Linked DNA regions of Homo sapiens: region 2 is linked to region 1. A link is a loop called in an ENCODE intact Hi-C map of the cell type or tissue named here. Cell type or tissue: endothelial cell of umbilical vein. All regions are shown on one strand. Links, peaks and the distances in the headings refer to the core of each region. The heading gives the core; the rest is flanking DNA. Region 1 overlaps LOC105372932 (a long non-coding RNA gene). Region 2 has its middle 110 kb from the start of HLX-AS1.

Evidence for each region. A loop is a pair of places that touch in the nucleus more often than their neighbours do. Peaks named below come from ENCODE experiments on the same cell type or tissue, not always from the same donor. Only the 100,000 strongest peaks of a DNase experiment are listed, where the experiment ranks them.
Region 2: a loop joins it to region 1, with 7 times the contacts of the local background. A loop is called at or near these places in 2 of 110 quality-filtered maps.

What each region holds. Positions count from the first base shown.
Region 1 is chr1:221,438,029-221,443,418 of GRCh38, reverse strand. The region is part of intron 3 of LOC105372932 (a long non-coding RNA gene); the gene reads right to left. Among named protein-coding and RNA genes, the nearest start is that of LINC02817, 100 kb to the right of the region's middle. RefSeq lists an enhancer at 2,516-3,715. In endothelial cell of umbilical vein, for the core only: no CTCF peak of the experiment used is centred there; DNase peaks (open chromatin) are centred at 3,168 and 3,848; H3K27ac peaks cover 2,721 bases.
Region 2 is chr1:220,988,369-220,993,758 of GRCh38, reverse strand. No RefSeq gene overlaps it. Among named protein-coding and RNA genes, the nearest start is that of HLX-AS1, 110 kb to the right of the region's middle. In endothelial cell of umbilical vein, for the core only: a CTCF peak has its summit at 3,201; DNase peaks (open chromatin) are centred at 2,638 and 3,128; H3K27ac peaks cover 304 bases.

The DNA.
Region 1 (5,390 bases), core at 160-5,159:
AACGCAACCTTAAGCTGTCAGTTTGTAATCTCTCATTTAAAACCATCATAATTTCTTCAGTCATAGACTACCGCTGTTAAAAATATAATGTGGGCTGAGAGCGGTAGTTCACTCCTGTGATCCCAGCACTCTGGGAGGCAAAGGCAGGTGGATCACGAGGTCAAGAGATCCAGACCCTGGCCAACATGGTGAAACCTCGTCTCTACCAAAAATAAAAAAATTAGCTGGCCGCAGTGGCACGTGCCCGTAGTCCCAGCTACTCGGGAGGCTGAGGCAGGAGAATCGCTTGAACCCGGGAGGCGGAGGTTACAGTGAGCCGAGATCGTGCCACTGCACTTCAGTTTGGTGACAGAGCGAGACTGCATCTCAAAAAAAAAAAAAAATGTAATGTGTGTTCTTTCAGTTCTTTACCTATACACATAATAGTATGTTCATATATGTTTAACTTTGTAACAGAAATGATAACCTAATGAACATTTTTTCCTAGGTTAGTTTATTTAATATACCATGAGCATTGTTTCATAAACACACTATTTTAATGGCTGCACAATTCTTTTTAACACACGCCTTTATTCAATGATTTCCTCTTTGGGGACATTATGTTGCTCTCTTCCAAATGTGCCTAAATGTCCAAATAAACATCTGAAAGTCTTTGAGGTAACCTGGTTCCAAAATGGTTATTCCTATAGCTTTTCACTTAGATCTGTGTGGACCCTTGAAAGCTGGGTGGTCTCTTAGAGGCAGAAGGTTCCCAGAACCTGAGGTGCTGTCTGGTCTGGGATTTATGAAATCAGCGTCTTGCTGTTTGTTAACACACAAAGTGTGTGCTGATGGAAGGATGCCACATCACATTTATGTTTTGTCACCAAACATGTAGTGTTTGATTAAAAAATTGGGAATTGATCAAGCATGGAAAACATTAACTTACATTTTACCTGAAGTTTTCTTGATATAACTTTGAATTTTATTTAAAGTAGAATAAAAATGTTCCCATAGCAAAGTACCGTCACTTCAAATAAACCTTTTCCTTTCCACTTTCTCAGCAGAACCACTGCAGCAATTGCCAGCTATTTGGTGAGTCCCTTCTCTCTCTGCTCCTAATCTGCTCCTCATTGTTCTGAAAACAGTTCCATGACCATGTCACTCTTTTGTTCACTGACCATCAATGGTTCCTCACTGTTCACAGAATAAAGCTCCATTTTATAGATAGGCATTCAAGGCATTTCACTTGAGGCTCTAAACTGCTTTTGCCACCTCATTTTCCATGTTCTCCTTCATAAATTGTTTGCTATAGTCAAACTGACTAATACGAAAAACTATCTTTAACCTCCGCCTGCATGTATTAAGTGGATTTTCTTAAATACCTACAACAACCCTGAAAAGTGCAATTGTTATTTTTAGTCTGTATATGAAGAACCAGTGCATAAGGGAAAGAGGTAGGATTTGAACCCTGAGTTTTTCCACTATGCCCATTTTTTTCCATTTTTTATTGTGGTAAAATACACATAAAATTTACAGTTTTTACCATTTTAAGTGTACAGTTTAGTGTTACTAAATACATTCATAATGCACATCCATCACCCCATCCATGTCCATAAATTTTTGTCCTGTAAAACTAAAATTCTATACCCATTAAACAATGACTCCTCTTTCTCTCCTCCCCTACAGCCCCTGAAAAACACCATTCTATATTCTGTTTCTATGACTGTGATTTCTCAACTATATCATGTAAGTGGAATCATGCAGTATTTTCTTTTGATGAGTAGCTCATTTCATTAGCATCCTGTCCTCAAGGCTTATCCATGTTGTAGTGTATGGCAGGATTTTCTTCCTTTTTAAGGCTATTTTGTTTATCCTTTCGTCCACTGATGGACATTTGGGTTGCTTCCTTGTTTTGGCTATTATGAATATGGCTGCTATGAACATGGATGAAGTAAATATCTCTTTGAAACCCTGCTTTTGGTTATAGACCCAGAAGTTCCCACTAAGCCCTTTTGCTTTGGATTCCCTACGCAGAGCCCTCTAATTGGACTTTTACTTTCCTGCCTTTGAGCTTTTCCTTTTACTGCGCAGCCTACCTGGCCTGTCCTATTTTGGTTCCCTGCCTATTGAAGTCCTGTTTATTCTGCAAGGCTCTTCTATTTGTACCTAGCCCAATGCCTTTCACACAGTAGGTGCTCAATAACTAATATATAGTTAGATATATCTTTGCCATATCTGTGCTAAAACAACATAAAAAGGTAGGAGGCAGAAATGATGTCTTATTATCCCTTATGGCCTGCACACAGTAAACAGTTTAGGAAAAGTTTATTAAATAAATAAAGTCCCCATGCCCCCTGGAACAAAAGGTATGCAGGGCAGTGTATTTCATGGGCTGTCCAAGACCTCATGTCAGAAACGTATGTTTAGGCAGCAAGAACACACAAGAGGCAAGAGAGTAAGAAAGTACGCTGGAAAATTTTGCTAGCTGGGTCAATTCCAATTTGGCAAAAACAAGCCTTCTGCTTTTTCTCCAGGGTTCTTTCTCCCAGCATCACTTATTAATGCTAATTAGTCAAGGGTGTGCCATGATGCAGAACACTTGTGACCCATAAGGATTAGAGAGAGACTGTCATTTCTCAAATGACCCACGAGAGGCAGCCAGAGGCAGTGACGGGGAAGGAGAGGAGGGGAAGAGGAACTTCTCTGCAAAGAATCGCACTAAAGTAAGTGCAAGTAAAAATAAATCCACATATAAAACAACTGTACAAATGTTAGCAGTATTTTCACAGCTGGGTTTCTTTGCCTAAAATACTTAGCACTTACTTTAGAAAACTCACTTCTAAACATAAATGGTCTGACTGATCACAGAAGCTGAACCCTGATACAACTCTGACTTTGAACTTGACTTCTGCCCAGATGGGAATAAAAATAATGACTTCTTCTAAGTAAGAACCTTAATTGCCATGAATTCACACCAGACTGTGGTGGGTGACCTTTACCTCACATATGAGGAAATTAAGGTAGGGCTTGGTTTAGGAAGCTAGATTCATAACAGTCAGCATATTTATATCCAGATTAGGCAGGACTCTGGATTTAAAACACTTTCCCTTGGAAAACACCGACTCTGTCTGTTTCCATGGCACTAAAAACACCCCACTTGAATAACTGCCCAGTTACTTATCATAGCAGGATTAGTGGTCTTCTCAAGGCATCTGCATTCACATTCCTGGTATTTATTTCCTGTAGATATTGGTTTCAAAGACTGATGCCACAGGACATGAATAATCACGGTGACTCACTTTTAGGGACTTTCCCCTGGGGAGTGCCACCTACAGAGCCTCAGAATGAAGTGGGCACATATTAATTAAAATATGTTTCATCTCCAAATGACTATGACAGAAGCTATACTGATGAATATGACAACTAAATACAAAATAATACCGCAATGACTAGCAATGATTCAAATATTGTGCTCATGATGTTATCTTTCATCCATTTATTTAATAAATGGATTTATATAATGAGTGACGGGACTTCTATGTGTCAGAGTGCTGGTTAGGACAGGCCATGTTTCAATAAATTTACAACCCAGCAGGCACTGTTCCTATCAACTAATGAGATTTTTAAATTTAATATTTTTTGGTCAAAGCAAGGGAGTCTTCAAAATTACCAAAAAATATATTTGGTAAGGAAACAGTAAACAGAACCAATTATTCCTTCTTGGTTGAGTTAAGAAAACACGCTTTGTGCTTACACTTCCCATAGTGATCAGGGATTTCTCACCCCTTGAATTTCTGTAGCATAAATTGTTGACGTCTCTTCACTTCCCTGTCTCATTTCCTTGCCCAGGTGGTGAGCCCTGTGCATGAGCCTCTGCCTGACTCATCTTTGTATCTGCAATGCCTCACACATGCCTCATATCTCCCCGCCAGGCAAGCAGTGTTAGTGAAAACAGGATGTCATCAGTTCAGTAAAGAAGAGATTGACAACAAACTGTGAATAGAAAAGTCAAATAGGAATGCATTGGCCTTTAAAAAAATTATTTTCCAAATTATCCTATAGTAAAGTTGACTTTTTTCTTTGATGTACAGCTCTATGGATTTCCACATATGTATAGATTTGTGTAACCACCACAAAGAGGATACGAAACAGTGCCATAACCCCCCAAAGCTTCCCCATGCTGTCCCTTTATATTCACCCCTCCCTCCACCATAATCCCTGGCAATCACTAATCTCTTCTCCACCATTGTGCTTTTGTCTTTTGAAACTGGCATCTCTTACTCAGCACAGAGTTATCTAAGTTGTTCTTTTTTATGACTGAATAGTGTTCCATCATATGTGGTATCACAGTTTATTTACCCTTTCACTCATTGAGGGACATTCAAGTTATTTTCAGTTTGAAGCTACTGTGTAAAAAAAAAAAAAAAAAAAAAAAAAAAGCTACTCTGAAGTTTTGTTTATCAGTTTCATGTGAACATACATTTTCATTTTCCTGGGGTAAATACTCAGGATCGGCCTTGTGGAGTTATAGCGTAGATGTATGTTTCACTTTATAAGGAAACTGCCAAGCTATTATCCAGAGTTGCTGTAGCATTTTCCAATTCCAGCCATCATGTATGTGAATTCTACTTACTCAGCATCCTTGTCAACACTCTGTGTTGTCAGTATTTATTTTGGACATTCTTTTTTTTTGACGGAGTCTCTCTGTTGCCCAGGCTGGAGTGCAGTGGTGCGATCTTGGCTCACTGCAACCTCTGCCTCCCGCGTTCAAGCAATTCTCCTGCCTTAGCCTCCAGAGTAGCTGGGATTACAGGCGTGCGCCACCACGCCCAGCTATTTTTTTTTCTTTTTCTATTTTTAGTAGAGATAGGGTTTCACCTTCTTGGCCAGGCTGGTTTTGAACTCCTGACATCAGCTGATCCACCTGCCTCGGCCTCCCAAAGTGCTGGGATTACAGGTGTGAGCCACCACGCCTGCCCTTATTTTGGACATTCTGATAGGTGTGTGGTTGTAGCTCACTGTTGTTTAAATTCACATTACCTTAATGGCTTGTGGTATTAAACATCTTTTCTCGTACTTTATACAGCAGTCCCCTCTTATCCAAGGTTTTTCTTTTTGCAGTTTCAGTTACCAGCAGTCAACTGTGTCCTGAAAATATTAAATAGAAAATTCCAGAAACAAACAATTCGTAAGTTTTAAACTGCACACTGTTCTGAGCAGTGTGATGAAATCTTGCGCAGCCCTGCTCCGTGGGACATGAATCCCCTCTGTCCAGTGTATTCATGCTGTATAGGCTACTTGCCTGTTAGTCACTGAGTAGGCATCTCACTTATCAGATTACTGTCACCACATCCATCGCATAGTCATTTTATCATCTCACATCATCACAAGAAGAAGAGTGAGTGCAG
Region 2 (5,390 bases), core at 131-5,130, 450 kb after region 1:
GAGGGGAGGGGAGGGGAGGGAAGGGAAGAAGAGGAGGGGAGGGGAGGGGAGGGAAGGGAAGGGAAGGGAAGGGAGAAGGAAGGAAATAATGAAGATCTAACAATGTTTTTGAAAGAGAAAGGTGAAATAACATATGTGAAAGTGTTTTCAAAAACAGTAAAACTATAAAATGTAAAAAACTTATTATTTTATGGCTGTCTCTATTTTCTTGCCAGTAAAATGATATTAAATAGTACTCACCTTATAGAATTATTGTAAAGGCTAAATGAAATAAAACAGCAAAGGTGCTTAGCTTCATACTTACATAAGTGCCCAAAAATGTCAGCAAGCAACAGAAGCAGCATTTCCAAATCCCATGTGGTAAGTAAGGCACCTCTGGTCATCCCCATTTTATAGCTCAGAAAACCGAGGCTGTGGGAGGTCAAGGAGACTCAGACTAAACTTCAGCCTTTTATGACTCACTAGAGCATGTTTACATCCCTATGGCAGGCTGGTAGCAGAAACTCAGGGGTTGGTGGGTAGTGTTCGCAGGTTTTCCTATTTTTGAAAGGGTAAGTGGGAAGCAGCAAGCTCTGGTTCCTCAGGACACGTAGCTAAGGATCCACATGAGACACCACTTGCCCTCTCAGGGTTGCCTCATCAGCACCTGCAGCTCGATCACGTATTCATGCAAAATGCAAAATTAAAGAAATGAGGAGAACAGGATGGAGGGAGACAATCTTTGCTTTTACTTTAAATCTTCATTTGTAAACAGCTAAAGAAACAAAGGCAAAAAACAGTGATGAGTTTATCTACAAACACTAAAGCTCTAGACCTTTAGTAAAGAAAAACAAGGTAAGTCAAACTTCTGAAACCTTCAAATGATCTCGTAGTTTAGGTTTACCAAGGAGCTGGTCCCGGCATGTGGATGGTGGAAGAGGGGCAGAAAAAGCCAAAAGACTCCAACCAGTTCTCTGCACGTGATCTGACAGCAGGTTTGAGAGCTGCTTCTGGTAGGAAGAACAAAAGGCTCCCCAGGAAAGCCTCTTCCCAACCAGCTTTAGTTTGTCCAAAAAGAAGAAGGGAAAAAATAACTCAAGTCTTCAGCCAAGAACACCAGTAGGGGAATTAAAGAGCTGGGCACACAATAATTTTCAGTAACGTCAGAGGAGATTTAAATAGCAAACATCAGCAGAAAAGAATGGGGAAACCTCCAGTGCACTGACTTCATTGATACCCCATTTATCAGCAATTACTGACTCCATTAAAGGCCGAGTTTACAGCAGAAAGAGAAGCAGAGCCTAAAATATGTCCCAGCAGATGGACGGAGAGTGTCGGTGATGCCGTATTTCAAAGGCATCTGCAACGTTGTTATCATTGAACGTGGAGTCAGAGAGGCAGCAGACAAACAGCGCCCCGAGAGCCAGCAAATGATTTACTTGACCCTGGATGGGTAAAACTGACAGCAAAAACCTCATTAATTCCTCAGGTCATTCTGGAAGACATTAATTTGGTTTGGACTCACGACGAGGGGAGATTTTCCAGACATACACCAGGAATTATGAAATCTCCATGGCCGGAGAAAGTATGTCCAAATCACTTTTTGCATAAATCATGCTGACTTTCTGAAGAAGGATAATATGCTTAATCAAGGGAGTTATGGAACTTCTTGTGCTTATTAGACAGAAAATATAACAGTATTTTATTTGGTTATCAGTTCTGGGAGAGAGATTTTTTTCCCCCCTCTTTAAGCTAAAGTCTTTTCCTGCCAGCGTGGAAGAGATCCTTTGCAAGAGCTGGAAGAACCTAGATGTGCAAATAATTTGTTCATGCAAAAATAGCTTTTCTTTTTTTTTTCCTCTATTTTCAAATGGACATCGACATTGTGTGTGCCTCTCTTCTGAGTCCCAGCAAAGGGGTCAGCCTTCTCACCTTATCTAGAACTTTCTCAATACTGAACACACCCCTATAAATATATGACTATAAATGATAGTGACTGGTGGTTTTACTTTGTATATTTTGATGGCTTGCGCCAAAACTAAGAAGTCTGGTATTGAGACAGTTTGGGTTGAATTACTAAGTGTATAATCCTAACCAGAACAACCTCTCTATTCTCTCTCCAAGTCTGTGCGAGTCTGTGCACAAGCACACATAAGGAGAACCAAAGTCCTCTGATCCTCAAAAATTACACAGGTCACTTCTAATCCTGTGTAATTTAATGACTCTTAATGACTTTTAAGCTCTACAGTTTTCCCGGAAAACCCTGCTTCTTTGTCTCAACGTTAACTTGGGAAGAAAAAGGCGTGAAATATTTTTGAGAAAAAAAAACTTGTTGATTAAATCCAGGACAAAGCAGTCAGTTGGCTTATTTACATCAGTGAATCACTTCATTTTAGGGACACTGACAGAAAGATTAAGTGATTCAAAATGGTCAGGAGAGAAAGAGAGGGAGATTGAGATTGAAATGCTGCTAGGCAATGAGCTTATACCTGAGTGTCCAATGCATAAGCCGCAAGCCCTCTTTTCCTGATGATATCTTCCCTTGTAAAAGTTACATTCATCATGTTTAAAGCAAGGTTATCTCTGGTTGAAGAAAACATGCATTAGTACATTTTACTCATTCAACACTGAACACTCCCTATCAACAACCGTCTGCTTAAAGGGGACAAAGAGAACAAGAATTAATCACAGGAAGAGACAACTTAAGGGAGTTGGGCTATAAAATGGAATTCATTAGTAAGCCATAAAGTATCACTGCCTTAACTAGCCTTCCTCTTACACTCTGCTTTCTCTGCCCTGGGGCTGCACTGGCTCATTCACCTAACAATCTAAAGTCATCCCCATCCCCTTTGTCACCCCCTTTTCTCTTCCCACTGGGGACAGAGAGAACAGAGAGCTTATCTCTGAGGTAAGTGCAGGATCACAAGGTCTCTGGTCCACAAACTTCAGCACAAATATCTAATTGGAGCTTAACCCTCACATTCAAGGTCTCTTCTCATCCCACCAGCATCTTAGAACTGCATAAGCTCATCTCATAGGAGACTGTCACATCTAAGACAGAAAAATGTCCTAGTTAAAAACACAGGTTCAGGATTTTTACAGTCATAGGCTCATCAATTCTGGCACATCTCAGCTGGGTGACCTTGAATGAGTCACTTAACCTCTCAGCCTGAGTTTCCTCAGCAGTTAAATGGAGATAATAGTAATACCCAGCAGAGGGGGAGAGTGAGAATAAAATGAGATAAAGAAACAATATTTCAGTTCCCTGATTACAGCATAAGCAATGCATCCCTGAACAGATGTTGCCCTGTTGTAATGATCTGTTCTTGCTTGTATCTTTTCAATAGTAAAAATAATATTCCTGCCTATGTCCTGTTATTTCAATTTGATTAAAAGTATATCTAAAGATATCCAACCTTATCACTATGAAAAACCACCAAACCACAGAGATAAACAATAATGGAGAAAAGAAGGAACAAAGAATATACAAAGCAACCAGAAAGCAATTAACAAAATCACAAGAGTAAGTCCTCACCTGTCAATAATAGCCTTGAATGTAAGAAGATTAAATTCTACAATTAAAAGACTTAGACCGGCTGAATGGATAATGAAAAAGACCCAACTATATGCTGCCTACAAGAGGTTTATAGCAATAAAACATCAGAAAAACGTTTTCCTACATCAGAAAAGTAGGAAGATTGCAAGTAAACAACCTAACAATGCACTTCAAGGAACTAGAAAAGCAAGAATAAACCAAATCTAAAATTAGAAGGAAACAAATAATAAAGATCAGAGCAAAAATAAATGAAATTGAGACCAAAAAATACAAAAGATTAGCAAAATTAAAAATTGGTTTTTTGAAAAGATAAACAAAATTGACAAGTCATTAACTAGACTGAGAAAAAAAGAGAAAATACCCAAATACAATCAGAAATGAAGAAAGAGGACATTACAACTGATAACACAGAAACTCAAGGGATCGTGAAAGTCTATCATGAACAACTATATGCCAACAAATTGGAAAACCTATTGGTTCTAACAAATTGGAAATGGATCGATTCCTGGACACTTACAACCTACCAAGCTTGAACCAAGAAGAAATATAAAACTTGAACAGACCAATAACAAGTAATGAGATTAAATCAATAATAAAAATTTTCAGCAAAGTAAGCTACAGGACCAGGTGGCCTCACTGCTGAATTCTACCAAATTTTAAAGCAAAACTAATACCAATTTTTCTCAAACTGTTCCAAAACATTGAAGGGAGGGAATTCTTTCAAATTCATTCTATGAGGCCAGCATTACCATGATACAAAAACCAGATAAGGACACAACAACAAAAAAAGAAAACTATAAGCCAATATCCCTGATGAACATAGATACAAAAATGCTCCACAAAATACTAACAAACAAAATCCAGTAGCACATCAAAAAGATTATACTTCAGGATCAAGTGGGATCTATCAGAAAGTCCTAGCTAGAGCAATCAGGCAAGATAAAAAAATAAAGCGCATCAAAATTGGAAAGGAGGAAGTGAAATTGTCCGTTTGCAGACAACATGATCTTATATAGAGAAAAACCTAAAGGCTACACCAAAAAACTCTTAGAAATGGTAAACAAATTCAGTAAAAGTACAGGATATAAAATCAACATACAAATGTCAGTAATGTTTCTATACATCAAGAACAAACAAACTGACAAATAAATCAAGAAGCAATCCCATTTATAAGAGCTACAAAAAAATAAAATAAAATATCTAGAAATAAATTTAGCCAGAGAAGTGAAAGATCTCTACAAGGAAAACTATTAAATACTGATGAAAAAATTGAAGAGAGCACAAAAAAATAGAGAGACATCTAATGCTCATAAACTGGAAGAACTGATATTGTTAACATTATCATACTACCCAGAGCAATCTATAGATTCAACATGATCTTTATCAAAATATCAATGGCATTCTTCACAGAAAAAAACAATCCTAAAATTTGTATAGAACCACAGATGACCCCAACTATTCAAAGCAATTCTGAACAACAAAACAGTACTAGAGACAGCACACTGCCTGATTTTAAAATATACTACAAAGCAGAATATTTACAAAACAGTATGGTAAACAAAATAGCATGGTACTGGTTTAAAAACAGACACATAGACTAATGGAACATTATAGAGAACCCAGATATAAATCCTCATATTTACAGCCAACTGATTTTCAACAAAGATTTCAAAAACACTCACTGGAGAAAGGACAGTCTTCAATAAATGGAGCTGGAAAAATTTGATATTCATATGCAGAAGAATGAAACTAGACCCCTATCTCTCACCATTACAAAAATCAACTCAAATGGATTAAAGAATTAAGTGTAAGATTGGAAACTGTGAAACTACTAGAAGGAAACAGGGAAAATACT